2 separate regions of the Homo sapiens genome follow, and region 1 is linked to region 2. The links are chromatin loops, found by intact Hi-C in ENCODE. Cell type or tissue: lower leg skin. All regions are shown on one strand. Each heading gives the region's core, and the rest is flanking DNA. Links, peaks and the distances in the headings are about the cores only.

What was found. Hi-C counts contacts between places; a loop is a spot of excess contacts. Peaks named below come from ENCODE experiments on the same cell type or tissue, not always from the same donor. Only the 100,000 strongest peaks of a DNase experiment are listed, where the experiment ranks them.
Region 1: it touches region 2 in a loop (6-fold over the local background); 41 of 110 quality-filtered maps call a loop at or near these places.

The regions. Positions count from the first base shown.
Region 1 is chr7:71,743,134-71,758,679 of GRCh38, reverse strand. No RefSeq gene overlaps it. Among named protein-coding and RNA genes, the nearest start is that of MIR3914-1, 440 kb to the right of the region's middle. RefSeq lists silencers at 6,276-6,345, 6,386-6,465. In lower leg skin, for the core only: no CTCF peak of the experiment used is centred there; DNase peaks (open chromatin) are centred at 5,889 and 6,369.
Region 2 is chr7:72,487,559-72,503,104 of GRCh38, reverse strand. It overlaps a transcript of CALN1 not described here. Among named protein-coding and RNA genes, the nearest start is that of CALN1, 83 kb to the right of the region's middle. RefSeq lists an enhancer at 9,038-9,097. In lower leg skin, for the core only: no CTCF peak of the experiment used is centred there; a DNase peak (open chromatin) is centred at 8,834.

The DNA of each region.
Region 1 (15,546 bases), core at 3,271-11,270, 740 kb after region 2:
ACTTTTGTTCAACATGGTATTGTAAGTTCTAGCCTGAGTAATTAAGTAAGAAAATATATAAAAGGTATCTGAGTCATGGAGAAAGAAGTAAAATGGTATGTGTTTGCAGACAACATAATCTCATATATAGAAAACCTAGATACACCACCACAAACCTGTTAGAACAAATAAGCAAATTTAGTAAAGTTGCAGGATTCAAAATTTACATGCAAAAATCAGTTGTGTTTCCATACACTAAGAACAAACTACCTAGAAAAAGAAATTTTAAACTTTCTATTTACAATAGTATCAAAAACAATACAATATTTAGGAATAAATTTAACCAAGGAAGTGAAAGATCTGTACACCAGAAACTATGTATGACATTTATGAAAGAAATTGAAGAAGGCACAAATAAATGGAAAGCCATCCTTTGTACATGCACTGGAAGAATTAATATTGTGAAAATGTCCATACTACCCAAAGTGATCTACATATTCCATGTAATCCCCATCAAAATTCCAATGAAATATTTTGCAGAAATAAAAAATTAATTCTAAAATTTGTATAGAACTACAAAAGACCCAAATAAACTAAAACAATCTTGAGAAAAAAAGCTGAAGGCATCATACTACCTGATTTCAAAATATATTACAAAGCTTTACTAACCAAAATAGCATGGCACTGGCATAAAAATAGATGCAATAACCAATGAAACAGAACAGAGAGCCCAGAAATAAACCTACACATTTATAATCAATTAATTTTCAACAGAGGTGCCCAAAACACACAGTGAGTAAAGGACAGTTTTCAATACGTGGCGTTGAGAAAATGGAATTTTCACATGCAGAATGAAATTGGACCCTCATATCACAATACATACGAAAATCAACTCAAAATCAATTAAATCAATTAAAGACTTGAATATGAGACCTAAAACTTTAAAACTACTTGAAGAAAAACATAGATAAATAGCTCCATGACATTGGCCTGGGCAATGATTTTTGGATATGACCCTCAAAGCACAGGCAACGAAAGCAAAAATAGACAAATAGGACTGCATCAAACTAAAAAAGCTTCTGCACAGCGAAGGAAACAACAGAGGGAAGAGACAACCTGTGGATTGGGACAAAATATTTGAATAACATACAGTTGTTTATGGGTTCATATCCAAAATATATAAGGAACTCAAACGATTCAATAGCCAAAGACAGAAAACCTCCCCAAACCAAAGAAAAATCCAAAATAACCTCGTTTTTTAACGGACAAAGACCTAAATAAACATTTCTCCAAAGAAGACATACAAATGGCCAACAGGTGTATGAAAATGTGCTCAATATCACTAATCATCAGATAAATGTAAATAAAAGCTACAATGAGATATGTATTAGTCCGTTTTCACGTTACTGATAAAGACATACCCAAGACTGCGTAATGTATAAAGAAAAAGAGGTTTAATGGACTTACAGTTCCACATGGCTGGGGAGGCCTCACAATCATGGTGGAAGGTGAAAGACCCGTCTTACATGGTAGCAGGCAAGAGAGAGAATGAGAGCCAAGCAAAAGGGGAAACCCTTTATAAAGTCGTCAGATCTCGTGAGACTTATTCACTACCTCGAGAACAGTATGGGGGAAACCACCCCCATGATTCAATTACCTCCCACTGGGTCCCTCCCACAACACGTGAGAATTATGGGAGCTACAATTCAAGATGAGATTTGTGTGGGGACATGGCCAAACTGTATCAAGATATGACCTCATACCTGTTAGATTGGTTATTTTCAAAAGCAAAACAACAAGTGTTGGCAAGTATGTGGGGAAAAAGGTACCCTTGCATAATGTTGGTGAGAATGTAAATTAGTCCAGCCATTTTGGAAAACATTATGGAGACTCCTCAAAAAATTAAAAATATAGTAACCATATGATCCAGCACTTCTGGGTATATATCCAGAGGAAATGAAATCAGTGTCTCACAGAGATATCTTCACTCTATGTTCACTGCTGCATTATTCACAATATCCAAAATATGGAAACAACATGAGTGTCCATTGATGGACGAATGGATAAAATGTGCAGTACATACACAATGAAATATTGTTCCGCCATACAAAAGAATGGAAGCCTGGCATTAGTGATAACATGAATGAACCCGGAAAACCTTATATTAAGTGAAATAAGCCAGACACAGAAAGAAAAATACTATATGACCTCACTTATATGTGGAATCTAAAATAGTCAGACTGATAAAAGCAGAGAGTAGAATGGTGGTTGCCAGGGGCTGTGTGTCGGGGAAATAGGGAGATACAGGTCAAAGCATACAAAGTTTCAGCTATGCAGGATGAACAGATTCTGGAGAACTAGTGGTTAGCATGTTGACTCTAGTTAATAATACTGGATTGTACACTGGAAGTTTGCTGAAAGAGTAAATAAGTCTTAAGTGTTCTCACACACACACACAAACTATATGAGGTGATGAATATGTCTATTAGCTTGATTGTGGTGATAATTTTACAATATCTACATATATCAAACATCACATTGTATACTTCAATGTGTACAATTTTTATTTGTCAATTGTACCTGAGTAAATCTGGGGAGAAAGAGTTGCTAAAACTTTTCCAAATTTGATGAAAACTATAAACCATAGATTCGAGAAGCTCAGTGAATCCCAAACACAAGAAACATGAAGGATTTTGCACTAAGTTGCTTAAATCAAGCAATAAAGATTAAAAAAATTCAACATCCAGGGGGAAAAAAGACATTATAGGCCAGGTGTGGTGGCTCACGCCTATAATCTCAGCACTTTGGGAGGCCAAGGTGGGCAGATCACCTGAGGTCAGGAGTTCAAGACCAGCCTGGCCAATGTGGCAAAACCTCGTCTCTACTAAAAATACAAAAACTAGCTGGGCGTGGTGGCATGCGCCTGTAGTCCCAGCTGCTCGAGAGGCTGAGGCAGGAGAATTGCTTGAACCTAGGAGGTGGAGGCTGCAGTGAGCTGAGATCGCACCACTGCACTCCAGCCTGGGTGACAGAGCAAGACTCTATCTCAAAAAAATAAAATAAAATAAAAAGACATTATACACAAAGAACCAGAGAAAAGAATGACTGAAGACATCAGGAATCAGTCTAGAAAATAGTGGTGTAATTTCTTTAAAAGACTGAGAACAAAGTATCAACCTAGATTTTTACCCAGTTAAAAAAATCACAATCATGGCGGGAGATGAAGGAGGAGCAAAGGCACTTCTTACATGGTGGCAGGCAAAAAGAGTGTGTGCAGGACAACTCCCCTTTATGAAACCATCAGATCCTGTGAGACTTATTTACTATCACAAGAATAGCATGATTTAATTACCTCCCACCAGGTCCCTCCCACATCACATGGGGATTATGGGAGCTACAATTCAATATGAGATTTGGGTGGGGACATAGCCAAACCATATCACCCAGAGAGAAGTACTGAGCTCAAGGTTATGCACCAAGCAGTTAATGGCAGAACTAGGACAGGAACCAGGTCCCCAAGCCCTGGCCTTGCCTCTTACCCACAGTGCACAACTTTCCCTCTCAGCCTCCAGACAGCCACAGAATCTCACAGTTCCCAGAATGAGTCTGAGTCCGGCTTCAGCCCAGGCAATGAAGATACTGATGTGTTTGCTCCATGCATGGGCCCTGGAATGTCCTCGTGAGGGACTTTTCCCTTTGTGGGACTCATCACCCCACAGGGCTTAGCTGCGGGGTTCTGGTTGCCACTTCAGGCTGAGGACTGAGAGAGGGAGAAGGAACTTATCCTGGAGAAGGAAGGGTCTCAAGAGAACGTGGAAGTTGCTGGGCACAGTGGCTCATGCCTGTAATCCCAGCACTTTGGGAGGTCAAGACAGGCAGATCACTTGAGCTCAGGGGTTCAAGACCAGCCTTGGCAACATGGTGAAACCCGGTCTCTACTAAAAATACAAGAAATCCTCTGGGCGTGGTGGTGCATGCCTGTAGTTCCAGCTATTCGGGAGGCTGAAATGGGAGGATCGCTTGATCCCAGGAGGCAGAGGTTGCAGTGAGCCGAGACTGCACCACTGAACTTCAGCCTGGGTGACAGAGTGAGACCCTGTCTCAGAGAGAGAGAGAGAGAGAGAGAGAGAGAGAGGAACGAAAGAGAACACAGAAGCTAGGGAGAAAGGCTGAGGCAGGAAAGCAATTCCAGATGGTGGAAGCTGCCAGACCGGGAGGAGGGGGAGGAGGGGAGGGGAGGGGAGAAGCAGGCAGGAAGTGGTCGAAGTAAGGGGCATAGAGGCAGGGAGAGAGAGAGAAACCCCTTTCCTCTCCTTCTAATGCCCATTGTCTACCTAGGGCTGCAGAGGGTTTCAAGGGACCCATAAGCCTTTGAGGGGGCTGTCTGAAAATACCACCCCAAACCTTTGTCCCTGCCTGCTATTCCAACATCAGAGATAAGCTGAGTGGCGAAATTCACGGTTTCCAGGGGTCTCCTAGGAACATGCAAATCATTCAGAGCAGGAATATGATGCCAGAGGTTCCTAACCCTGGCTGCACATTTGAATCATCTGGGGAACTTTTAAAAAATACTGCTGCAACGCTCCACCGCAGACCGATTACTTCTCAATGAGGAGGGGGAGGAAAGTGCCCAGGCCATAATATTTTAAGGCTCCCCAGGCAGTTTTAATGTTTGAGCCAGGGAAATGTGAGAGCCTGGACTGTTTGACTATTTGAAATGTCAGAGCAGAAAAGTACTTAGAAGTCACAGAAGGCTTTTTAGCAGATGGGGAAACTGAGGCCTGGGGACAGGTGCACCCTGGGGAATCTGTGGCAGAGGCCAAGCTGGAAGGCTGCTGCTTCTTCCATCAAGGCTTCCTCTAGAAGCTCCGAGAACAGTGTGGAGGAAAGAGAATAGAGAGGAATTAGGTAGAGGAGAGGAGCAGGCATGAGACATGTGGGGGCGAGACCATGCATTCAAAGGCCAGTGGTTGTCTGCTGTGGTGATGTGCGTCTGAATCTCAGCTACTCTGCTGGCTAAGGCAGGATGATTCCTTCAATCCAGGAGTTTGAATCCTGTCTGGGCAATGGGTAACATGGCAAGACCCCATCAAGAAAGAAAGAGAGAAAGGAAAGAAAATGTAAGAAGAAAGAAAGAAAGAAAGCGAAAAAAAAAAGAGAAAGAAAGAAAGAAAGGAAAGAGAAAAAATAAAGAGAAGACAGAGACAGAGAGAGAGAAAGGAAAGGGGGAGAAAGAAAGGGAAAGAAAAAGAGAAAGGAAAGAAAGAAAAGAAAATGAAAATAAAGAAAGAATAGAAAGAAAAGAAGAGAAGGAAAGAAAAGACGAAGAAAAGAAAAAGAAAGAGAAGGAAAGGAAAGGAAGGAAGGAAGGAAGGAAGGAAAAAAAAGAGAAAGAAGCTGGGGATGGTGGTGTGCACCTGTAGTCCCAGCTACTAGGGAGGCTAAGGTAGGGGGATTGCTTGAGCCTAGGAGTTCAAGTCCAGCCTGGGCAACACGGCAAGACCCCATTTCTAACATAAACAAACAAAATTTAAAATGCCAGTGGTTGGCACTAAGGAGAGGGCCCAGGGATGATGATCTTGACAAAAGTTAGGTTTTTGACAGAGACAGAGACATCCTCCATTTCTCCCCCTTCCTGCCCTCCCATTTCTCCCTTGCTTTTTTTATTTCTTCTTTCCCTTTTCTCCTTAGATCGGCTTTATTTTCATAGATATTTTTCCCTAGCAATCTAGAAAATCCTATCCTAAAATTAAGACTTTGCAGGTGAGGTCTGAACTGCAGAAAGATGGGTGACTTGCCCTGGCTACCACAGCTGCCCCTTCTCAGGACTGGCCGAGCTGGAGGTGCACCCCCCGGCCCCCCGAACGGTTCTTCTGCTGGCACTACCTCTCAGGCTTGCTGATTGGCAGTCAAGGAGGCCGCCGGGCTAATGGAGAGGCTCCCCATTGCTGGACACTTGCTTTCCCGGTCCTCGGAAGGGTGAGAGCAGCTTCCGGGGTGGCAGTGACCCCGGGTGTCTGTTGGCACAGACTCCTTTCCACACCAACAGCCTGGACACATCAGGCCCCGGGGATGAACTCCTAGTTCTCCCAGGTGTCTTACGCGTTGGCAGAGAGCTTGCAAGAAATGCCCGGGGTGTAGCAGGGAGGGCTGCAAGGAGGAGGAGGCGCTGCAGCCAGCCCAGCTCACCTTGCAGACGGAAGCCCTCCTGCAGAGCAGCAGGCGACCTCTCCCTCCTCCAGCAGGTGACCTAGGTTCGGAGCGGCCCAGGCACCGCCGCTCCTATTGCTGTGACCACAGTGTCCTGAGCTGGGGAGCAGACAGGGCAGGAGGCAGCGGAGAGCTGGGTGCAAGTGCAGAGGCGCGCGCTCCCCCGCCGGCCTGGGCCGCCTCCCTCGCCGGGCACCGAGCGCCCTCTAGCGTCAAAACGCCCTCCAACCCGCCGGCTCCCCACACCTGCCTGTCCCGAGCCGAGCCGGGGCCGCCAGGTCCCCGCCGCCAAGCTCAGCGCTTGGAGCCACAGGGGGGATGCCAGCATCTCCGCCACACGGGACGAGTCTCGGCCCATCACTGAGCTGCTGCGGCCATTGCATTTTGCTGTTGTATTGCACTTCCTTGGACCCGGTGCTGCGAAACGTTTTATCTTCTGCATTTAATAAAATAACATTGAACGTTTTTCCTTTTGGAAAAAAAAAATCAGAATTCCAGGTACAGTGAGGTCGGCTGAGGCAACACGTATGACTACAGGGCTGCGTTAATAATTTTGCAGCCAAAACCAAAGAAAGGTGACCTTTGCACCTCACTAGGATACAATATATCCATGTAACGAACCTGCACATGCTGCCCCTGAGTCTAAAATAAAATAAAATAAAATTTAAAAAGAGAAAGGTGACCTTGGCTAGCCTCTGCTACAGCCAGCATCGTAGAATGTACCTTATCCCCTCACACCTGTGTGTACCAAGGACAGGGCCACGTCCTCCGCCATCCAACACTGCCCACTGTAACTGCCCTAGAAATACCATTCTGCCTATTCTTTTCTTTTCTTTTTTATTTTATTTTGCTTTAAATTCCAGGATACATGTGCAAAACGTGCAGGTTTGTTACATAGGTAAATGTACACCATGGTGGTTTGCTGCACCTATCAACCCATCACCTAGGTAATAAGCCCAGCATGCACTAGCTATTTATTCTGATGCTCTCCCCTCCCTCGCCCCCACCCCCAACAGGGCCCGGTGTGTGTTGTTCCTCTCCCTGTGTCCATGTGTTCTCATTGTTCAGCTCCTACTTATGAGTAAGAACATGCGGAGTTTGGTTTTCTGTTTCTGCGTTAGTTTGCTGAGGATGATGGCATCCAGCTTCATCCATGTCCCTGCAAATGACATGATCTTGTTCCTTTTTATGGCTCCATAGTATTCCATGGTGTGTATATGTACCACATTTTCTTTATCCAGTCTATCATTGATGGGCATTTGGGTTGGTTCCATGTCTTTGCTATTGTGAATAGTGCTGCAATAAACATACGTGTGCATGTATCTTTATAATAGAATGATTTATATTCCTTTGGGTGCATACCCAGTAATGGGATTGCTGGATCAAATGGTATTTCTGGCTCTAGATCCTTGAGGAATTGCCACACTGCCTTCCACAATGGTTGAACTAAGTTACACTCCCACCAGCAGTGTAAAGTGTTCCTATTTCTCCACAGCCTCCCCAGCATCTGTTGTTTCTTGACTTTTGTTTTGTTTTGTTTTGTTTTTGAAATGGAGCCTGGTACTGTTGCCTGGGCTAGAGTAAAATGGCATGATCTCAGCTCACTGCAACCTCCTCCTCTCGGGTTCAAGCGATTCTCCTGCCTCAGCCTCCCAAGTAGCTGGTATTACAGGTGTGTGCCACCATGTCTGGCTAATTTTTGTATTTTCAGTAGAGATGGGGTTTCACCATATTGGCCAGGCTGGTCTCGAACTCCCGACCTCATGATCCGCCTGCCTCAGCCTCCCGAAGTGATGGGATTACAGGCGTGAGCCACTGCGCCCGGCTTTGACTTTTTAACAATCGCCATTCTGACTGAATCCTGCCTGTTTCTTCTCCAAGCAAACCTCCATGGCAGAGGTGAACCCAGGTTCTGCCTGTCCCCAGATCCTAGCCTTAGCCTGTCTTTCTCTCTGGTCTTAGTGTCCTTACCTGGTACAGGAAGCTCAAAGCTCCTGGCTTGCTTACATCATTAAAATGCCACATTATGAAGACTCAGTGAAAGCATGTGAATGAGTTTATTACCTGTTAGGGTATGTAAGAAACTGTGGTTGTTGCCTGCTTCCGGGCTCCCGGTATCACTCTCTATCTTAATGAACCCTCAGTCCCCTACTGATTTGATCTCTGCCTTCATCTAAGGGATTTGGACACTCAAAGAAAGCCCTAGGAGGATGGTTCCTCGAGAAGGCTAAATTGCAACCTCAGTGGTCCTCAAAGCTGAGTGCATCCTAATCACCTGCAGGGCTTGTTAAAACAGATTGAGGCCAGGTGTGGTGGCTCACACCTGTAATCCCAGTGGTTTGGGAGGCCAAGGCAGGAGGACTGCTTAAGGTCGGGATTTGAGACCAGCCTGAGTAACACAGTGAAAGCTCAGCTCTACAAAAACAAAAAAATATTCAGGTGCGGTGATGTGTACCTGTATTCCCAGCTACTTGGGACGCTGAGGCGGGAGGATCACTTGAGCCCAGGATTTGGAGGCTGCAGTGAAGTATGATTGTACCACTGCACTCTAGCCTGGGTGATAGAATGAAACCTTGTCTCTAAAAAACAAAACAAAAACAAGCAAAAACGCAGATGGCTGAGCCCACTCCAGAGTCTCGGATTCAGTGGGTCTGAGGTGAAGCCTGAGAATTTGCATTTCTAACATGTTTCCAGGTTACTCTGAAACCCTCCCTATACACTTTATAAAATTAGTCAGGGAAGAAATGAAGATAAACCAAGCTTACAGCACATTCAGCGTTCATCATAAAGGCAGTTTGCTCTCTGACCTGCTTCTTCATAGCTGTTTCCTGTCATAAGATTATAGTTCCCCCTAACTGCTCTATAGATAACAACTTAAGCTTTGTGAAATGTTAAGTTTTCCCTCTGAGATACTCTTTCAGGTCCTGCGTACCAGTGAAACTACTGACATCAGCTGGTCTGAAGGACTCCACAAGGAGCCGACTCACCAAAGAATGAATTTTCCACAGCCTGATGATATTATTCCCGCTTTCCTTGACCAATCAACAACCCCAATTCTCCAGCCCCTTGCCTTTCATGATTCCCTTAAAATCTCAAGCCCAGAACTCCTTGGGGAGATGGATTTGAGGGTTCTTCCTGTCTCCTCACTCGGCTTCTCTGCACTCATTAAACTCTTTCTCTGCTGCAAACTCTGCTGTCTCCATGTAATTGGTCTGTTGCTGTCCAGTGGGCCTATGACCCTAGTGGTCCTGTAGCAGTTCTGATGTTGCAGCTCCTGGGACCACACTTGGAAAACCTCCAAGTTATCTGTGGGATTTTGAGTACCAGCAGTACCTAAATGATAAGAAAAATTAGAACAATTTTCCTGAATTTTTTAAATAGCCTTGCACCAGCCACATTTCATTGTCCAGTAGCACAGGGAATCAAATGAGAACAATATAAGCCACTCAAAGCTAGATTCTGAAGAACCTTGAGAGGGTGGATCTCCCTCAAGCACTTTCCATACCACCCTCCCTCAACTTCAATGAGAGCACTCGTGAAGCCTACAGACCCTGGAAACCCTGATAGACAAGGACTAAGTGATTAAATCACATAAGGGAATAAACGTGAGTTGTGCAACACCAGGTGCCCTGGGGAGGCTGGCTGTGAGAGGCAGAGACTCTGTTGGCATCTCTGGGTCTTTGTTCCCAAGGAATGGATGCAGATCTGCCTGCAGGAAAGTGCCAGCACTAAGACACCAGGTACATTTTGTTTGTTTGTTTGTTTGTTTGTTTTTTGAGATGGAGTCTTGCTCTGTCACCCAGGCTGGAGTGCAGTGGCATGATCCTGGCTCACTGCAACCTCTGTCTCCCAAGTTCAAGCAATTCTCCTGCCTCAGCCTCCTGAGTAGCTGGGATTACAGGCTTGCGTCACCATGCCCGGCTAATTTTGCATTTTTAGTAGAGATGGGTTTCACCATGTTGGTTAGGCTGGTCTCAAACTCCTGACCTCAGATGATCTGCCCACCTTCACCTCCCAAAGTGCTGGGATTACAGGTGTGACCCACTGCGCCCCGCCTGTTTGTAAGCTCTCTTAATAAATCACCGAATACCAACAGACTGAATTTGTCTGCCTCATTTTTTGGTTTCCTTGCTTTTTTGGCATTTGTGGGCTGCTTTGTATATACAGTCCTTTCGCAGACATATCTATCCATGCATCCATCCATCCATTTCATTTGTTCTGTTTCACTGGAAAGCTAGACTAATACATCTGCTATCAGGATGCTGTGCTTCACGCTGACTGGAGATTAAGGCTTCGAGGGTCAAGGACATGCCCTGTTGTGTATGCCACCAAAGCCAGACCAAAATCATTGCAAGCAGGGAGATTGCCTAAGTAGCCAAGTTGGAGGACAAAGGAAATTGCACTTGCTCTTGTCCCACCCCTACCTTGCACAGCACTCATGCCCACACAATTTACACACTCCTAGAACTATCTCCACCCAAAATGGTATTACCTCTCATTGGTTCTTTTTTTTTTTTTTTTGCCAGGTCTCCCAGATTTTTATTATTTCAGACAATTGTTGCAGCATGCGAAATTTTTAAAATTACAATTTACTTATTTTGAGTCTTATCTCTTCCTGCATGTTGTTCATGCTCTCCACTGCATTAATCTTCATCTATTTACATTTCAGTCAACCTGTTTATCTGTTGTTAATCCATCTTCTGGCTGATTCCTGTCAATCTCAGCCTACAATAGCTCACTGGGAATATATTACATAAAAGTCATCAAGGGCAGGAGAGAGAGAATGGTATTCTGATTTTGATCTTTACTCAGAATTCTCAATGACTTTCCCTCTGTGATAGCAGCAGATGTTCCCAAAGTTAGTTATTGAAAATGACAGTCTCAGTTTCCCGTTTTTCACTCTTGACTCTCAAAAATGGATACCAGCTACTTAGTATGTCACTGTGTTTTAGCTTCTTAAAGATTCATGTTAAAACTATTCATTGTTTTTCAGACTAAGTGATTGTAGTTTCTTTAACTTTTTCTTTTTTTTTTTATTATTTTTTTTTTATTTTTAATTTTTTTTTTTTTATTATACTCTAAGTTTTAGGGTACATGTGCACATTGTGCAGGTTAGTTACATATGTATACATGTGCCATGCTGGTGCGCTGCACCCACTAACGTGTCATCTAGCATTAGGTATATCTCCCAATGCTATCCCTCCCCCCTCCCCCGACCCCACCACAGTCCCCAGAATGTGATATTCCCCTTCCTGTGTCCATGTGATCTCATTGTTCAATTCCCACCTATGAGTGAGAATATGCAGTGTTTGGTTTTTTGTTCTTGCGATAGTTTACTGAGAATGATGGTTTCCAATTTCATCCATGTCCCTATAAATCATGCTGCTATAAAGACACATGCACACGTATGTTTATTGCGGCACTATTCACAATAGCAAAGACTTGGAACCAACCCAAATGTCCAACGATGATAGACTGGATTAAGAAAATGTGGCACATATACACCATGGAATACTATGCAGCCATAAAAAATGATGAGTTCATGTCCTTTGTAGGGTTCTTTTTTTTTTTTTTTTTCCTGTTGCCCAGGCTGGAGTGCCTGGTGCCATCTCAGCTTACTGCAACCTCTGCCTCCCAGGTTCAAGCTATTCTCCCACTTCAGCCTCCTGAGTAGCTGGAATTACAGGCGTGTGCTTCCATGCCTGGCTAATTTTTGTATTTTTATTAGGGACAGGGTTTCTCCATGTTGGCCAGGCTAACCCCAAACTATCTCAGGTCCACCTGCCTCAGCCTCCCAAAGTGCTGGGATTAAAGGTGTGAGCCACCACATCAGGCCTGGTTCTTACTAGCTTATGCTAGGTTAGTTGCATAGGCATTACCAGCAGAACTTGAAGAAAGCAAAGGTGCCCAGGCTTGGAAGGTTCTGGTTTAATAGGGCTGGAGTGAGGCTCCAGGAATCTAAATTTTTAAGAGCTCCCCAGGTTCAAAAACGAAATCTGCTGGTGACTCCATGAGCCTGTAACTGATTCAGATTCAGCTACTAACTGCTTCAAAGCCAAAACTTGAGAGGCAAGGGTTGGTGGGAGGAAAAGCAGGTTTATTCAGGAGCCGATAACCTAAGGGGATGGCAGACTTGCATTGCAAAGGCCATCTCCCCTTTCTTGGGCTGGCTGAAGAGGTTTTAAAGGGAGGCAGTTAGGCAAACTTTGTATAGAAGTTGCCTACATGCAAGTCAGCATGTCTTTTTCCAGTGATTATCTTGAGTAATGGGCCATCTGGTGGCCCAGCTGGTATCAGCTAGACTGCAGCAAGATTGAAGATGAACTCCTCAGCATTTTTCTAGGGGTGGACCTTTCACAGCCTTGGTTTTACTTCGAGGCTAGTTCTTGGAGTTTTTAAAACCCTAAGCAAGCATGCAGTTAGGCATTACGTACTTGTCTGTTTTCACGATGCTGATAAAGACATATCCGAGGCTGGGTAATTTATAAGGAAGCAGAGATTTAATGGTCTCACAGTTCCACATGGCTGGGGAGGCCTCATAATCATGGCAGAAGACGAAGGGCATGTCTTACATGGCAGCAGGCAGGAGAGAGAATGAGAGCGCCAAGGAAAAGGGGAAACCCCTTTATATATAAAACCATCGGATCTCATGATACTTACTCACTACCAGGAGAAGAGTATCGGGGAAACTACCCCCATGATTCAGTTATCTCCCACCGGGTCCCTCCCACAACACGTGGGAATTGTGGGAGCTACATTTCAAGGTGAGATTTGGGTGGGGACACAGCCAAACCATACCACATTATAAAGGAAAGAATGACTATTTACTTCTAGCAAGGGAATGACTGCCTAGGTTACAAGCCAAGTAAAAGGCACTGGCAAGCCTTCCCCACCTGGAGCTCCCCCCACCTCCACACCACACCACTGTTAAATTTTATTATTTTTCTTCTGTTTTTAATCCTTACTTTTTGTGGGTACATAGTATGTGTATGAATTCCCACCCGGAGTTTTGAAACAACTTGGTTTTATGCTCAAACTAATTTTGTTATTATTATTTTTTTGTTTCTGCAAGTCCTAGCCAGAGCGATCAGGCAAGAGAAAGAAATAAAAGTCATCCACATAGGAAAAGAAGAAGTCAAGTTAGCTCTCTTTGCTGATAATATGATTCTATACCTAGAAAACCCTAAAGACTCTTTGAAAGCCAAAAGGCTCCTAGAACTAATAAACAACTTCAGTAAAGTTTCAGGAGATAAAATCAATGTGCAAAATTCACTAGTATTTTTATACCCCAGTAGCATTCTAGCTGAGAGCCAAATGGAGAACAGAATCTCATTTACAATAACCACACCCAAAAAAAAAAAACCTAAGAGTACATCTAACCAAGGAGGTGAAAGGTGAATTATAAACACTGCTGAAATAGATCATAGATGACACAAACAAAGGAAAAATATTCCATGCTCATGGATTAGGAGACTCAAAATCATTAAAATAGTCATACTGTTCAAAGCATTTTATAGATTCAACACTATTCTTATCAAAGTACCAACATCATTTTTCACAGAACTAGAAAAAACAGTTCTAAAATAATTCATATGGAACCAAAAAAAGAGCCCTAATAGCCAAAGCAATCCTGAGCAAAAAGAAGAAAGCCAGAAAAATCACATTACCTGACTTCAAACTTTACTATGGGGCTACAGTAACCAAAACAGCATGGTACTAGTACAGAAAGAGACACACAGGCCAATGGAACAGAATAGAGAACTCAGAAATAAAGCCACACACCTACAGCCGTCTGATTTTCGACAAAGTCATCAGGAATAAGCAATAGGAAAAGGACTCCCTATTCAATAAATTGTGCTGGATAGCTGGATAGCCATATACAGAAGAATGAAACTGGACCCCTACCTTTATATATAAAATATATATATATATTTATACATACATATTTATATACATATATAAAAATTAACTCAAGATGGATCAAAGATATAAATGTAGCAGGGCATGGTGGCTCACGCCTGTAATCCCAGCACTTTGGGAGGCCGAGGCAGGCAGACGATTTGAGGTCAGGAGTTCGAGACCAGCCTGACCAACATGGTGAAACCCTGTCTCTACTAAAAATGCAAAAAAAATTAGTCGGGTGTGGTGGCACGTGCGTTTAGTCCCAGCTACTCGGGAGGCTGAGGCAGGAGAATTGCTTGAACCTGGGAGACAGAGGTTGCAGTGAGCCGAGATCGCGCCACTGCACTCCAGCCTGGGAGACAGAGCGAGACTCCGTAAAAAAAAAAAAAAAAAAAAAAAAAAGATGTAAATGTAAAACCTAAAACTATAAGAATCCTAGAAGAAAACTTAGAAAACACCATTTCACGTCAGCCTTGGGAAAGAATTCATGACTAAGTCCTCAAAAGCAATTGCAAGAGAAACAAAAAAAATGACAAGTGTGACCTAATTAAACTAAAGAGCTTCTGTACAGCATGTTCTCTGCACAGCAAAAGAAACTACCAACAGAGTAAACACAGAACCTACAGAATGGGAGAAAATATTCACAAGTAGGCACCCAACAAAGGTATAATATCCCAAATCTATAAAGAACTTAAACAGATTAAACTCTTGAACAAGCAAAAAACAAACAGCCCATTAAAAAATGGTAAAGGCCGGCCAGGTGCGGTGGCTCACGCCTGTAATCCCTGTACTTTGGGAGGCCGAGGCGGGCAGATGACTTGAGGTCGAGAGTTCGAGATCAGCCTGTCCAACATGGAGAAACCCCATCTCTACTAAAAAAAAAACAAAAAAAAACAAAAAAAAAAAAACAAAATTAGCCAGACGTGGTGGTGCAAGCCTGTAATCCCAGATACTCAGGAGGCTGAGGCAGGAGAATCACTTGAACCCGGGAGGTGGAGGTTGCAGTGAGCTGAGATCACACCATTGCACTCCAGCCTGGGCAAGAAGAGCAAAACTCCATCTAAAAAAAAAAAAAAAGGCTGAGCGTGGTGGCTCACGCCTGTAATCCCAGCACTTTGGGAGGCCGAGGCGGGTGGATCACGAGGTCAGGAGATGGAGACCATCCTGGCTAACATGGTGAAACCCCGTCTATACTAAAAATACAAAAAATTAGCCGGGCGTGGTGGCGGCGCCTGTAGTCCCAGCTACTTAGGAGGCTGAGGCAGGAGAATGGCGTGAACCCGGGAGGCGGAGCTTGCAGTGACCCCAGATTACGCCACTGCAGTCCAGCCTGGCGACAGAGAGAGACTCCATCTCAAAAAAAAAAAGGTAAAATACATGAACAGATACTTCCCAAAAGAAGACATACAAGTGGCCAAAAAACACATGAAAAGATGCTCAACATCACTAATCATC
Region 2 (15,546 bases), core at 4,316-12,315:
GCACGATCTCAGCTCACTACAACCACCGCTTCCCAGATTCAAGCGATTCTCCTGCCTCAGCCTCCTGAATAACTGGGATTATAGCCACCATGTCTGGCTAATTTTTATATTTTTAGTAGAGACGGGGTTTTGCCATGTTGGCCAGGCTGGTCTCGAACTCCTGACCTCAAGCAATCTGCCTCCTTTGGCTCCCCAAAGTGCCGGGATTACAGGTGTGAGCCACTGCACCCGGCCTACAATTTCTTTTTACAGTTATAGAAAACAAGCAAAGGAAAAAAATGAGACAATTATGAACTCCAAGGAAAATAAAATGCCATATAAGAGAGAAATTGTTTTCCTAGTGTGCCACTCAGCCAGGAATATTTACATAGGCACTGAATATGGATTTAACCAAAAATTATAACTATATTGGGAAGATGAGGGAAGGGATATAAGAAAGTTGAATCTTCATCTTCCATATTAGGAAGTCAATAGTTACTACCTAAAACTGAAAAATCAAGAAATAGTAGTTTAAATAGAAAATTCTATAATGCGAAGGTAAATACTTGTACCTGCAAAGCTAAAATATGGTGAAAGTGATTACTTTGTGAGAATGGCAGATGGGGAAGTCTATTTAAAATGTTTAAATGCCTGTAACAGTAGTTAATAGAGACATGGTAAGGTTTCTGAATTATATTTATATATAATATATATTGTATATATATGTAATATATTTTAGTAAAGTTGGAGAAGATGTCACAGTTTGAAAGACAGGTCAAAGTGCTCAGATGTTTAAGAAATTATATCTTCAGAATTCAGTTAAAAAATCTGAAGATTTTAAAGCCAATCCCTTCTATTGTCACTGTATTTAAATGAAATAATTCCTCCCCGCCCCACAAGCAATTCAGCAAAATGTAATATTCTGACCTCGTCCCTCCTAAGGTTTTAAGGTTTCTTCTAATACGGCAGCAGGAAAAAAATTTCAGTTACTTCATAAATGTTCAGTTATGAACATGTAACTCAAATAAATCTTGAGGCCCTTAGCACTGGCAAAGAAACAATAATAATTAAAAAGTCTTTCTAACGTTTACTTAGATCATTTAAAGAATATATATATGTGTGTATATATATTTATATATATATGTGTGTATATATATTTATATATATATATGTGTGTATATATATATATATATATATTTTTTTTTTTTTTTTTTTTTGAGACGAAATCTCGCTCTGTTGCCCAGGCTGGAGTGCAGTGGCATGATCTCAGCTCACTGCAACTTCCACCTCCTGGTTTCAAGCGATTCTCCTGCTGCAGCCTCCCAAGTAGCTGGGACTACAGGCGCCCACCACCACGCCCAGCTAATTTTTATATTTTTAGTACAGATGTGGTTTCACCATATTGGTCACGCTGGTCTCTAACTCCTGACTTCATGATCCGCCCACCTCAGCCTCCCAAAGTGCTGGGATTACAGTAGTGAGCCACTGCGCCCAGCCAAGAATATTATAATCCATTCAATTCATAACTCCTAGCCATGGTTCTTAGAATGTTCTTTCTTCTCTTCCCTCCCTCCCTCCCTCCTTCCTTTCCTTTCCTTCTTTCCTTCTTTACTTCCTTCCTTCCATCCTTCCTTCCTTCCCTCCTTCCTTCTTCCTCCTCCTCCTCCTTTTTCCTCTTCCTCTTTTTTCTTCTTCTTCTTCCTCTTTCTTCTTCTCTTTTTCTTTGTCTTTTTTTTTTTTTTTTTTTTTTTTTTTAATAGAGACGTGGCCTCACTATGTTGCCCAGGCTAGTTTTGAACTCCTGGTCTCAAGTGATCCTTCCACCTTGGCCTCCCAAAGTGCTAGGATTACAAGCTTGAACCACCACACCTGGACTCCTCTGTGGTTTTCTTACATGTCTAGCTACTCTGAAGCCACTCATCCTTGAAACTATTATTCACTTGTTACCCCAACTTATTTCTGAGTATTTTATCTCCAATCCTGGTGTCTTTCTACCCATTCTCCTGATTTTGTATCACTAAAGCTCTTCTTGGAAGATATGGGAAGAGAGGAGAGACAGAATTGTCTTTAGGAGGCAGCAAAAGAGAAGAATCCTGGAAAAGTTTATTAATTAATGAGTTTTATTCTCATTAAAAATGCAAAATTTTATTATTAACTAATTCCTTATTATGATAAATCAATAATTCAACAATTTAGGTACTGTTCTTTTGAATGATTTTATGTAAACATTCTTATACATTATTCATATAATTATTTTGCAAAAAATCAATTTAAGATAAATTGATTAATACACAGTGAATCTGGAATGGAAGTAACTGGACATTGTAAACAAAAAAATTAAAAATAGAAATGCACAAAGAATAAGATAATAACATTAGTGCCTCATCACTCAGAATTTTGAGTGTATGTTTTCATATCAGTTTTAGTTTTTTTTTTAGATTTTAAGAAACAAAATGTTACTCATTAAATAAATGAATATCAGTAATCACAGGAATTGGACAGGTTATATAAACAGCGGAGAGGGGATGATAAAGAAGGAAAGAGCAAGCTGGGCACGGTGGCTCACGCCTGTAATCCCAGCACTTTGGGAAGCTGAGGCAGGTGGATCACTTGAGGTTAGGAGTTTGAGACCAGCCTGGCCAACAGGTGAAACCCTGTCTCTACTAAAAATACAAAAATTAGCCCAGTGTGGTGGTGCATGCCTACAGTCCCAGCTACTCGGGAGGCTGAGGCAGGAGAATTGCTTGAACCCGGGAGGCGGAGGTTGTGGTGAACCGAGATCGCGACACTGCACTCCAGCCTGGGCGACGGAGTGAGACTGTCTCAAAAAAAAAAAAAAAAAAAAAAAAAAAAAAAGAAGGAACGAACAGAAGTTCATGAGACCCACAAAAGAGACACAGAAAGTTTCAGCTGAGGCCGGGCGAGGTGGCTCACATCTGTAATCCCAGCACTTTGGGAGGCTGGGGTGGGTGGATAGCCTGAGGTCAGGAGTTTGAGATCAGTCTGGCCAACATGGTGAAACCCTCTCTCTACTAAAAATACAAAAATTAGCCCAACTTGGTGGTGCATGCCTGTAATCCCAGCTACTAGGGAGGCGGAGGCAGGAGAATCGCTTGAGCCTGGGAGGCGGAGGTTGTAGTGAGCCAAGATCGTGCCACTGTACTTCAGCCAGGGCAACAGAGCGAGACACTGTCTCAAAAAAGAGAAAGATAGAAAGAAAGAAAGAAAGAAAGAAAGAAAGAAAGAAAGAAAGAAAGAAAGAAAGAAAGAAAGAAAGAAAGAAAGAAAGAAAGAAAGAAGGAAGGAAGGAAGGAAGGAAGGAAGGAAGGAAGGAAGGAAGGAAGGAAGGAAAGAAAGAAAGTTTTGCGGAAGTATGCAGCAAAAATTATAATTAATGGCAAATTCTTAAAAAATAATTTTTTATAGATTCTTTTATATTTGCCCAAATATTAACCATCTCCAATACTACTCATTCCTTTTTGTAATAGTATTTTTCCTTTTTCCAAGGAACAATTATTTGCATATGAGTCTGCATGTGAGTCAGTTTATCTTAAACTGATTTTTTTGCAAAATAATATGAATAATTTATAGAATGTTTATATTAAAACATTCAGAAGAATAGTGCCTAAATTATTGCCTTATTTATGTATCATAATGAGGAATTAGTTCATAATAACATTTTGCATTTGTGATGAAAACAAAACTCATGAATCAATCAATTATTAATTAATAATTTGTAGTGTTCCTTTTCCAAATAATATTATTCCTCTTTAGCCTAAAAGATTTCTTTCAGCTGGCCAGGCATAGTGGCTCATGCCTGTAATTCCAGCACTTTGGGAGGCTGAGGTGGGTGGATCGCTTGAAGTCAGGAGTTTGAGACCAGCTTGGCCAACATGGTGAAACCTCGTCTCTACTAAAAATACAAAAATTAGCTAGGTGTGGTGGCAGGTTCCTGTAATCCCAGCTACTAGGGAGGCTGAGGTAGGAGAATCACTTGAACCCAGGAGGTGGAGGTTGCAGTGAGCTGAGATTGCACCACTGCACTCCAGCCTGGGTTACAGAGTGAGATTCTGTCTCAAAAAAAATTATTCCTTATAGACAATTATTCTTTTATATTTGCCCCAATATTAACTAATTCCTTTTTATAATAGTATTGTTCCTTTTTCCAAGGAACAATTATTTGCGTATGAGTCTGTGTATGAGTCAATTTATCTTAAATTGATATTTTGCAAAATAAGTATATGAATAATTCATAAGAATGTTTATTTTAAAACATTAAAAAAAGTACCTAAATTAGTGCTTTATTTATCATAATGAGGAATGAGTTCATAATGATATTTTGCATTTGTGATAAAAAGAAAACTCATGAATCCATCAACTATTAATTAATAACTTGTAGTATTCCTTTTCCAAATAATATTATTTCCCTTCAGCCTAAAAAATTTCTTTTAGCACTTCTCGTGGTAAAGATCTGCTGGCAAAAAATGATCTCAACTGAATTTATCTAAAAATGTCTTGTTTTCTTTGCATTCATTTTTGAAGAATAGTTTTACTGGACATAAACTTCTAAGTTGACAGTTTTTTCTTTTTATACTTTAAAGATGTAATTTCCTTGTCTTCCAGGCTCCATTTATTGAGTACAAAGTTGGCTGTTATTTTTATTATTGCTTCCTTGTATGTAATGTGTCTTTTTTTCCTGACTGCTTTTGAGATTTTCTATTTCTTTTTGGTTTTTATCCATGATGTGGCTAGGTATAAGTTTTTTTTTTAACTAATTTTTTGGAGGCCTGTTAAGCCTCTTATAAATAGGATTTGATGTTTATAACCAAAGTTGGAGAAATTTTGGCCAATATTTCTTGAAATTTTAAAAATTCTCGATTCTATTCCCTCCTCCTGAGATGGCAAATACACATTAGGGAGGTTTGGTATTATGGATCTATTTGGTATTACTTGATATTGAGGCTTTCACCTTTTTTATACATTGGATTACTTTTGGATAATTTATCTATTTATCTGTCTTTAAATCAATAACCTTTCTTTCCCCATCCCCCATATTCAATTTTCTACAAATCTTGTGTAATGGTTTTTAAAAATTTCTCATATTGTATTTTTCAGTTCTAAGATTTCTTCTTGGTACTTTTTGAGAGTTTCCACATCTTTTCTGAGATTCTCTGTCTCTTTATCCATTACAACCAATTTCTCTTCTGTAAAACTTTAATGTATAGTTATGAATTATCTTAAAGTCCTTTTCTCAATACCAACACATGGGTTGCCTGTGGGGATACTATTTATTAACTGTTTTTTCCCCTCTATTTATTAGTCGTCACATTTTGTTACTTCTTCACGTGTCTGGTAATTTTTTTATTGTATAATAACCTTGTGGATGATACATTGTAGAGACTCTGCATTCTGTTATCTTCCTCTGAAGAGTGTTAAATTCTGTTCTAGCAGATCTAGTAGACCCACTGGCAGATCACCCAGAAGTTTAGTTGAAAGCTTTGTTTCATGGTTCTGTTTTGATTTTGCTCGTTTCTAGGATGTAGCTCTTAACCCTAGCATGTGCTTCCTAATCTCAGGGCATGGCCCTTTGAGGAGTAATTAAAAATCTTGAAGTATTTATCAAATCCCTTTAAGTTGGTGAGATTTTAACTCTAAAGTTTGTCATTGTCATTCCTTTGTTTTTTTTGAGATGGGGTCTCACTCTGTCACCCAGGCTGGAGTGCAGTGGCGTGATCTCAGCTCACTGCAACCTCCGCCTCCCAGGTTCAAGCGATTCTCCTGCCTCAGACTCCTGAGTAGCTGGGATTACAGATGCGTGCCACCACGCCTGGCTAGTTTTGGTATTTTTAGTAGAGACGAGGTTTCACCATATTGTTCAGGCTGGTCTTGAACTCCTGACCTCAGGTGATCCACCCGCTTTGGCCTCCCAAAGTGCTAGGATTACAGGCATGAGCCACTGTGCCCGGCCAAGTCTGTCATTCTATTAATAGCACTGAGCGCCTGCTAAAATCTCTGCTCAGCTTTTTTTCCCTTTCAGCTATTCCTTTCCTCTGGGCTCATTGGAATCTTTCCTCCATGCACAGACGTTAAAATTCAGCCAAGGATTTGAGAGCGTACTTACATAAGGATTTTGTGGCTCCTTCCTTTTCCACATTCCTTGTCTCTCAGTTCCAGTTCTCTGGCAGCTCCAAATTCTCACCTATGATTCTTTGGCCTCATAAGACTATAAGCCCTAATAAAACTTTAGCTTAATAAGTCTTGCTCTGTTGCCCAGGCTGAAATACAGTGGTGCGATCACAGCTCACTGCAGCCTCAACTTCCTGGGCTTAAGGAATCCTCCCACCTCAGCCTCTCTAGTTGCTGACTACAGGGACTACAGGTGCACACCACCACACCTGGCTAATTTTAAAAATTTTTTGTAGAGGTGAGGTCTTGCTTTGTTGCCCAGGTCTTAAACAATCCTCTCATTTCGGTGTCCCAAAGTGCTGGGATTACAGGCGTGAGCCACCACACCCAACCCAACTGTTAGCTTTTTGATTGAATTCTAGTCCCTAGGCCCCAAACAAATTGAAGAGTGCTTTCAGAAGAAAAGCTGGTTAAACTTGAATCTCACATTGTGTACTTCCATTTTTCCAAGGCTTATAGTTCCCTAATTTCTGCCAGGCTTTGGCTACTCTCCAAGGACATGATATAGTTGTTTTAATATTTTGTCCATTGTTTACAGTTGTTATCAACAGATGGTTTTTTCTGATACAAACTATCCCCCATTATCAGAGCTAGAAGAAAAAAGTATTTAAAAATAAAGTAGTGATGTGTACTATCATTACTTTCATTCTCCATTATACTGGAGGTCTTAACAAGTGTAAAAATAAGCAAAAAGGAAAAGGTGTAAGAATTGGAATGAGGCCGGGCATGGTGGCTCACACCTGTAATCCCAGCACTTTGGGAGGCCGAGGCAGGTGGATCACCTAAGGTCAGGAGTTCGAGATCAGCCTGGCCAACATGGCAAAAACCCGTTTCTAATAAAAATACAAAAAATTAGCTGGGCATGGTGATGCATGCCTGTAGTCCCAGCTACTTGGGAGACTGAGGCAGGAGAATCTCTTGAACCTGGGAGGTACAGGTTGCAGTGAGCCAATATTGTGCCACTGCACCTTAGCCTGGGCAACAGAGCATCAAAACAAAACAAAAAAACTGAAAACAATAACAAATTGGAATAGAAGAAACAGAAATAGAATTATCTGCCCATGATATACAAATCTGAAAGAATCTATAGAAGCAATTTTAATTAAAATAAAAGTTCAGGAAGGATGCTAGATATCAGAGCAATATTAAAAATTCTGTGGCTTTCTATCCATCAGCTTCACATCTTTTCAATTGTATTTCGGAAGCAATAACGATTTGCCTCAGATTCCAAGCAACTTTATAGCCCACCGTTTGTCCACACTTCTCTGTTTTCTTGAGGCCATTTGAGTTTTGTTCTCTGTTATTTGCTACCAGAAGAGCCTTGACTAACAGAGAGGGGTTTTCTTTGAGGTCAGGCTTAGGGGTCTTTTGCTCATGGGGTGTGGCATGGACCTGCTTGAATGGAGCAAGGGATGCCAAACCAAAATGAGTTCTTGGGACAAAGACTGTGCCTTGTTCCCTGCAATGTCCCTAGCAGCTAGCACAGTGGGTTGGGTGCAGAGTAGGTCTCAATCAATATTTACTGAAGGACCGTGGTTGCTATTTTTAACTAACTGAAGGACTCACACGAGGAGGAACTGACCCAGCCTGGGTAGGAGATCTCCAAGAGTCAGTGCCATCTGAGGACAGACCAGTCAGAGCTGGAGGACCTTGGACTCCTGCCCAAGGAGGATTTGGGTAGAGATTGGATGAACACCTGGCAGAAATTTAAAGGGTGGACTCAAACAACAGTTAGGAATCTGGATTTTGACCTTCAAATGGGAATGGAAAATGGAAGAAAAATGGAATCATCACGCAATGGTCAGACTCCAAGATGGCCCTCAATGATTCTTGCCTCCTAGAATTCATGCACTTGTGTGGGTCCCTCCCTCATTGGATTGAGCTGGCTGTGTGGCTCACAGAAGAAAGTGGAAGTAATAGGGGGTGATTTCCAAGACCAGGTCATGCAGGCGTTGCAGCTTACAGGTGTTATTTTGGGGAAGCCAGCTATCATGCCATAAGGGCACTCACACAGCCCTTGGGGAGGACCATATGGAGAGGAACAATCTTATTATTATTATTATTATTATTTTTGAGACAGGGTCTTTCTCTGTCCCCCAGGCTGGAGTGCAGTGGCACAATCATAGCTCACTGCAGCCTCGAACTCTTGAGCTCCAGCGATCTTTCCTCCTCAGCCTCCTGAGTAGCTGGGACTGCAGGTGTGCCCAACTATACCTGGGTAATTAAAATAATTTTTTTTTTTTTGTAGAGATGGGGTCTCGCTATATTGCCCAGACTGGCATCAAGCAATCAGTGTTGGTCTCCCACGGTGCTGGGGCTACAGGCATGGGCCAACGCGCCCGGCCTGTGTTGCCTTTGATGTGGTACCCGAGACATGTGTTCTGGGCAAAGTTGAGGTCCAGGGAATTCCCGCAGGTGGGGAGGTGTCCCAGCTTGCGTCAAAAAGAACTTCTCTAACAAGGAGCACTTGGAGGGCAATAGTCACTGCCTATCTTTGCGTTACTACCAGGACAGTGCCTGGCACGGCGTGGGTGCCCTTTAAGTGTTCTTTGATTAGTGAACAAATAAAGGTAAGCTTGCTAGCAGGTCCTCTGGACCTTTGGTGCCATTTCTGACTGGTGTATTCTACTGACTTTTTTAGTCTTCCTGGAACACTGTCCAGCAGAGGGCAGTGTTGTGCATCCCCGAATGCACGAACATCCATCAGGTGAAAGAGAGTTGTTCCAAGTTCCACGGGGCTCAGATTTTTAGAGACAAGGTCTTGCTCTGTTGCCCAGGCTGGAGTTCAGTGGCGCAATCATGGCTCACTGCAGCCTTGAACCCCTGGGCTTAGCGATTCTCCTGCATCAGCCTCCTGAGTAGCTGAGCCTACAGGCATGCACCACCATGCCCAGCTTATTTTTTCATTTTTCTGTGGAGACGAGGTCTCTCTATGTTGCCCAGGCTGGTCTGGAACTCCTAGCCTGAAGCGATTCTCCTGTGTCAGTCTTCCAAAGTGTGTTATTTTGGGAATAATTGCTTCTTGCCACAAGCCCTAGACTTATACATGATGAGAAAACTACACCCACAAAGCACACTAAATATTTTTTAAGCCCAGTATTTAGTGGCTGTTGATACAGATAAATAAATTGATTGACCTTATCTCAGCAATAACACAATGCCACCTGCACTAGCACACTAAAAACTTGGGTAAATAGAATTTGTTTTCCTTCCAATAGTAACCAAAATGTTTGAGGACATTTCAGAAGGGCTTCAAGATCTAGAAAAGATGCTGTAAGAGTTATGATAAGAATAATTAATCGGCCAGGTGTAGTGGCTCATGCCTGTAATCCCAGCAATTTGGGAAGCTGAGGCGGATGGATCACCTGAGGTCAGGATTTCGAGACCAGCTTGGCCAACATGGTGAAGCCCTGTTTCTACTAAAAATACAAAAATTAGCTGGGAGTGGTGGTGCATGCTTGTAGTCCTAGGTACTCGGGAGGCTGAGTCAGGAGAATCACTTCAACTTGGGAGGTGGAGGCTGCAGTGAGCCAAGATTGCACCACTGCACTCCAGCCCGGGTGACAGAGTCAGTCTTTGTCTCAAAGGAAAAAAAAAAAAGAATAATTGATCACATGGACAAACCTTGAAAACATTATGCTAAATGAAAGAGGCCATTTAGTCATCATAAAAGACTACATATTGTATGATACCATTTCTGTGAAATGTCTGGAATAAGCAAATCTATAGAGACAGAGATTAGTGGCTGCCTAGAGATGGTGGGAGACCCGGGGAGGTGGTGGGAGACCCGGGGAGATGGCGGGAGACTGGGGAATATCAGCTAAAGGGTGTGGAGTTTCTTTCGGGGGTGATGAAAATGTTTTAAAATTAGGTTGTGGTGATAGTTGCCAAATTCTGTGAGTATTCTAAAAACCACTGGACTGCATACTTTCAATGGGTGAATTCTATCTCAAAGCTGTAAAAAAGAATACTCGTGTTCAGCTACATTTTTACATTTATCTTGTTGTCCTTGTGATTTAGTCTCTGCAAATGTGTTAGTCATCTGTGATGGAGATGACGATTTTCTGAGGATCGAACATACCATTGTCCATACGTCCTGGATAGCATGTGCCAGCAGGGATGCATTGCAGGAGCACGACTGTTCCGGTGCTCGGCAGCCAGTGTATTTTCTGATCGTTGCCATGGTGCTGTGAGGGGCTCATCTGTTGTCCCCATTCACAGATAATGACCAGGTCCAGATAAGAGTGGGTACTTTCATTCTAATCACTAGTCCAACTATTAGAGCCACGAGGGCTGACCCAGCGGTTGGCATGGTGCCCCCACAGCCCTGCTGGCATTAGCTGGAGGTCTGTGACAGCTTGTGACTGTGAGAAACAGCAGCCGCAGGACTACACAGGTGGCAAGGCCTTGCTTCCAATTCTCACCCAACTTGCATGCAAGATCTGCGTTGCTCCATCTTGTACAACAGCCCCTGTAGTAAGCACCTCCCAAAGGGTGGAACCAATCAACCCAGCAATGTGGGACAAAACAAAATCCATCTTTAGAGGAAGCATCTTTGGCTGGCAGTTAGGAGGCTTGGCTTCTAGACCTGGCTTTGCTATTTGAATTGACCAAGATCACGCCACTAACTCTCTGACCTTGGGTATGTCAATAGATTGAGTCTTATATGGGAAACCAAGGCTTAGACATTTAAGTTCATTCTCAGTTTTAAATTCCATGAGCTATTGGCTTAAACACTCTTGAGAACAAATGTAGTTCACACTGAAGGCCAAGGTGGCACATTTCTGTTTGTGTCTTACCTGTCGGCTACCTCTGTTGTTTGCAGTAGTTGTAATTTGAAAAGCTGTGGCCTAGCCTAGGTGCCTGATCCTTTGAGCCCAAGGGTAGAGATGAGATTGGGAGCATGATGAGGGCACTGGAGAAACTGCCTTTGAGAGTTGGAGTCCCTTGTTTGGCCTCCATAGTTTGCCCCATATCTTAGTTAAAGGGAAAATTCTATCTGTTATGTAATATTTGCAACAAGAGGACATAACTTATGGCATCTTGAATTACCTTGCTGTTTGGAACAGTGTCTCAGTGTTTGCTACTTGTGCAAAAAATGACCGTTGGTGTGTTCTTTCAGGGCCTCTGGTCACTTAATGAGAGGATAAAAGTGCAGTTGTGAGCAGTGGTCTTCCTCTCTACTCTATGAGTTTTCATTTCCCCACTACCTCCCCATTGCAGCTAATTGCACAGGGCAGAGGCTTGTCCTGAAGAAATGGGCTTTATTTGCACACAGCAGTCCTGAAGGCCCCAGTGAAGTGCCTCATGGAATGAACGTGAAAGAAAAGAACCCTTGTCAGGCTGCAGAACACCATTTTTTTCTCTTTTTGAGACAGAGTCTTACCATGTTGCCCAGGCTGGGCTGCAGTAGTGCAATCATAGCTCACTGCAACCTCAACCTTTTGGGCTCAAGCGATTCTCCTGCCTCAGCTTCTTGAGTAGCTAGGACTACAGGTGCACACCACCATACTTGGCTAATTTTTTAACTTTTTGCAGAAATAGGATCTTGCTCTGTTGCCCAGGCTGCTCTTGAAGGCCTGGCCTCAACTGATCTTCCCGCCTCAGTCTGCCAAAGTGCTAGAATTACAGACATGAGCCACTGCACCTGGGCAACCACCAATTTTTGAGCATCATTTTGTTTTTTGTTTTTGTTTTTGTTTTTTTTTTTTTTGAGACGGAGTCTCGCTCTGTTGCCCAGGCTGGTTGGCTCACTGCAAACTCCGCCTTCCGGGTTCACGCCATTCTCCTGCCTCAGCCTCCCGAGTAGCTGGGACTACAGGCGCCTGCCACCACGCCTGGCTATTTTTTTGTATTTTTAGTAGAGACAGGGTTTCACCATGTTATCCAGGATGGTCTCGATCTCCTGACCTCGTGATCCACCCGCCTCGGCCTCCCAAAGTGCTGGGATTACAGGCGTGAGCCACCGCGCCCGGCCTTGAGCATCATTTTAAGCACTAGGCATTACATACATTATATAATGCAATTTTCACAACAACACTGTATTAGTCCATTTTCACACTGCCTAAAGAACTACCTGAGACTGAGTAATTTATGAAGAAAAGAGCTTTAATTGACTCATAGTTCTGCAAGCTGTACAGGAAGCATGGCTGGGAGGCCTCAGGAAGCTTACAATCATGGTGGAAGGGTGAAGGGGAAGCAAGCACATCTTCACATGGTGACAGGAGAGAAAGTGCAAAGGGGAAGTACTACACACTTTAAAACAACCAGATCTCGTGAGAACTCACTCACTATCAGGAGAACAGCAAGGGGGAAATCTGCCCCCCATGATCCAGTCACCTCCCACCAGGCGCCTCCTCCAACGCTGAAGACCACAATTCAACATGAGATTTGGGTGGGGACACAGAGCTAAACCATATCAAACACTTTGAGGTAGGTGCTATTATTCCTACTGTAGAGGAGGAAATTGAGGTCAGAGAAGTTAGACAACATGGCCACGGCAGCACAGTGGGTAAATGGCAGAGGAGATGAAAATCCGCGTCTGCCTGACTCCAGAGTCATTGCTCTATATAACCCTCTCTGTCAACATTTTATAGTATTTTCTGCCAGTCTTTTTGTCCACACAGTGTTTTTGTTTATTTTGTTTTATTTTATAATTGCATAATTGAGATCATACTGTATAAGCATTTTCTAAAGGTCTTCTACTTGCTGGAATCCCTAAGCCCTTGGGGGTTAGATTGATGTGGAAAGACACACTATAGACGACCATTTCTGGAGGACTCTTTTGAACTCTACTAATGTGGAAGGTCTTCCTCTATTTGCCAAGGAGAAGCCATGGTCTCTATTTCTTCCCACTTATTTCTTTAGCCTTAATCTCTTCAAGCTTTACTTGCAATTCCTTTGCCTAAGACAGCAAAGACACCAAAGAAAGTAATTTTTATCTGGAATGGTCTCCACTAGGCTGTCTAGAGAGCCCTGGCTAGGAGCCAGGAGACTTGGCTTCATATGAGGATCCAGCCATATGTGGACTTCCTGGTACCTGAAATGTATGAGAAAGACATTGGGGTACATGTCCCAGCAGCCCTGGAATTGGGGAGTGATAAGGAAGTCTTTGAGTGCAGCTAGACTCTGCTATGAGGAAGACGGTGCAACAACTGTCTCTTGCCTGGTCACAGGGTGCTGAAGGTTGGGGCTACCATGGGACCCACCCCCTCCACCATAGTGTCTTTCCTTCTTATCTTCATGCAAAGGGTTGGCTTTAGAGGGTGCAATTGCCAACCTTCATACCCACTCCTTTCTTTTTGCTGCTTCCAGTTTTTAGGAACATGAAATAAAGGCTCTTTCAAGAGGTTCCTCTTGAGGCAAACAGTCAAGAAACAACATGAGTTCTGCGGTTCCAGCTGGTGAACAAGCTCAGTGGGATTCAGTCACTTTAATAGAGTGACACTCTTTCTCGAGATTAGACTGTCCTGGGCTTGATCCCTCACACTTCATAGGACATCAGACTTAAGCTACCAGAAAAATCGTACTAAGAAAGTGTAAGTGAAAGATAAGAAAAGCTCCAATTCTGCTTTCTTACTTCTGCTAAGAATATTTACAGATAAGACTGTGCCAGGAGGGCTGGGATCACAGGTACTCAGCAAGGATATGTTGAATTGAATTCAGAAAAGCTATCGTGATTCTTTTTGGTCAAGGGAGAATGATTTTCCCTTGTTCTGCCTGTTTCCCCTGTTTCCAAAGAGGAGATGGCCTTCTGAATCTGTGGCCTGGAGGAGGAGTATTGGAGGGAAAAGCTTCACTTCTGTTCCCATGGTTTCAATACTTCTTCACATGGGTGGAGGGTTGGCGGATGGACTCACAGGGCCCAATAATCCTTGAACCACATAACTGGGGATTGAGTTTAGAAGAAAAAAAAATTTTACCATATCTATCTTGACTGTCTCATGGTCGATAAGGAGTCTGTAGGCTCTCCTATGCTTCCAGCTTCCATGAGTAAGCTCACCTGGGTCAGAATAAGGATCAGTTTTTAAGAAGTAACTGGAAGCCTGGGCAACATAGTGAGACCCTATCTCTACAAAAAATAAAAAGATTACCTGGGCATGGTGCTATGTGCCTACAGTCCTAGCTTCTTGGGAGGCTGAAGAGGGAGGATGGGTTGATCCCAGGAGATTAAAGCTGCAGTGAGTTATGATTGCACCACTGTACCCAAGCCTGGGCAACAGAGTGAGATCCTATATCTAAAAAAAAAGTGAATGGGTACGTGAGGCAGGCCTGTGATTCTTCCTGAAGCTGGCAGGGTAACAGGAGACACATCAGATATCTGGTCCAAGGCACGTGCTCCAATATAGTTTAGCAGAGAGCCCTACACTTTGGGGTTAGTAAGTACTCTGTGGCCCATTAATAACAATGATTCTCTGGTATCCATTTGGCCACTCACTGAGTGCTCTCTTATTAGCTGGAATTCTGAAAGAAAGGGAGAGTGAACTTTAGGCCCCCTAACCTCTATCAATTCCCAAAGTATTAGTCCTTTTTAAAACTTATTCTTATTTTTATTTTTTTTTATTCTTTTGAGACAGGATCTTGCTCTATTGCCCAGGCTGGAGTGCAGTGGTGCAGTCATGGCTCACTGCAGCCTCAACTTCCTGGGCTCAAGCAATCCTCCTGCCTCAGCCTCCCAAGTAACTGAAACTACAGGCATGTGCTACCATGCCTGGCTAATTAAAAAAAATTTTTTTTTGTACAGATAGGGTCTTGTTATGTTGTCCAGGCTGGTCTTAAACACTTGGGCTCAAGTGATCCTCCCAGGCTGCTCTTTAACACCTGGGCTCAAGTGATTCACCTTGGCCTCCCAAAGTGTTGGGATCATAGGTGTGAGCCACCATGCCCAGCATGGTATTTGTCCTTGAGCTCAGGTTAAAACTGCTCATGAAGCACCCCTCTATTTTCTTCTTTCCTTCCTTCCTTCCTTCCTTCCTTCCTTCCTTTCCTTCCTTCCTTCCTTCCTTCCTTCCTTCCTTCCTTCTTTCTTTCTTTCTTTCTTTCTTTCTTTTCTTTTCTTTCTTTCTTTCTTTCTTTCTTTCTTTCTCTTTCTTTTTCTTTCTCTCTTTCTTTCTTTTTCTCTTTCTCTCTCTCTTTCTCCTTTCTTTCTTCTTTCTTTCTCTTTCTTTCTTTCTTTACCCTTCCTTCCTTCCTTCCTTCCTTCCTTTCTTTCTTTCTTTCTTTCTTTTCTTTTCTTTTCTTTCTTTCTTTCTTTCCTTTCTTTCTTTCACTCTGCTGCCCAGGCTGGAGTGCACTGGGGCAATCTTGGCTCACTGCAACCTCTGCCTCCTGGGTTCACCCGATTCTTCTGCTTCAGCCTCCCAAGTAGTTAGGATTACAGGT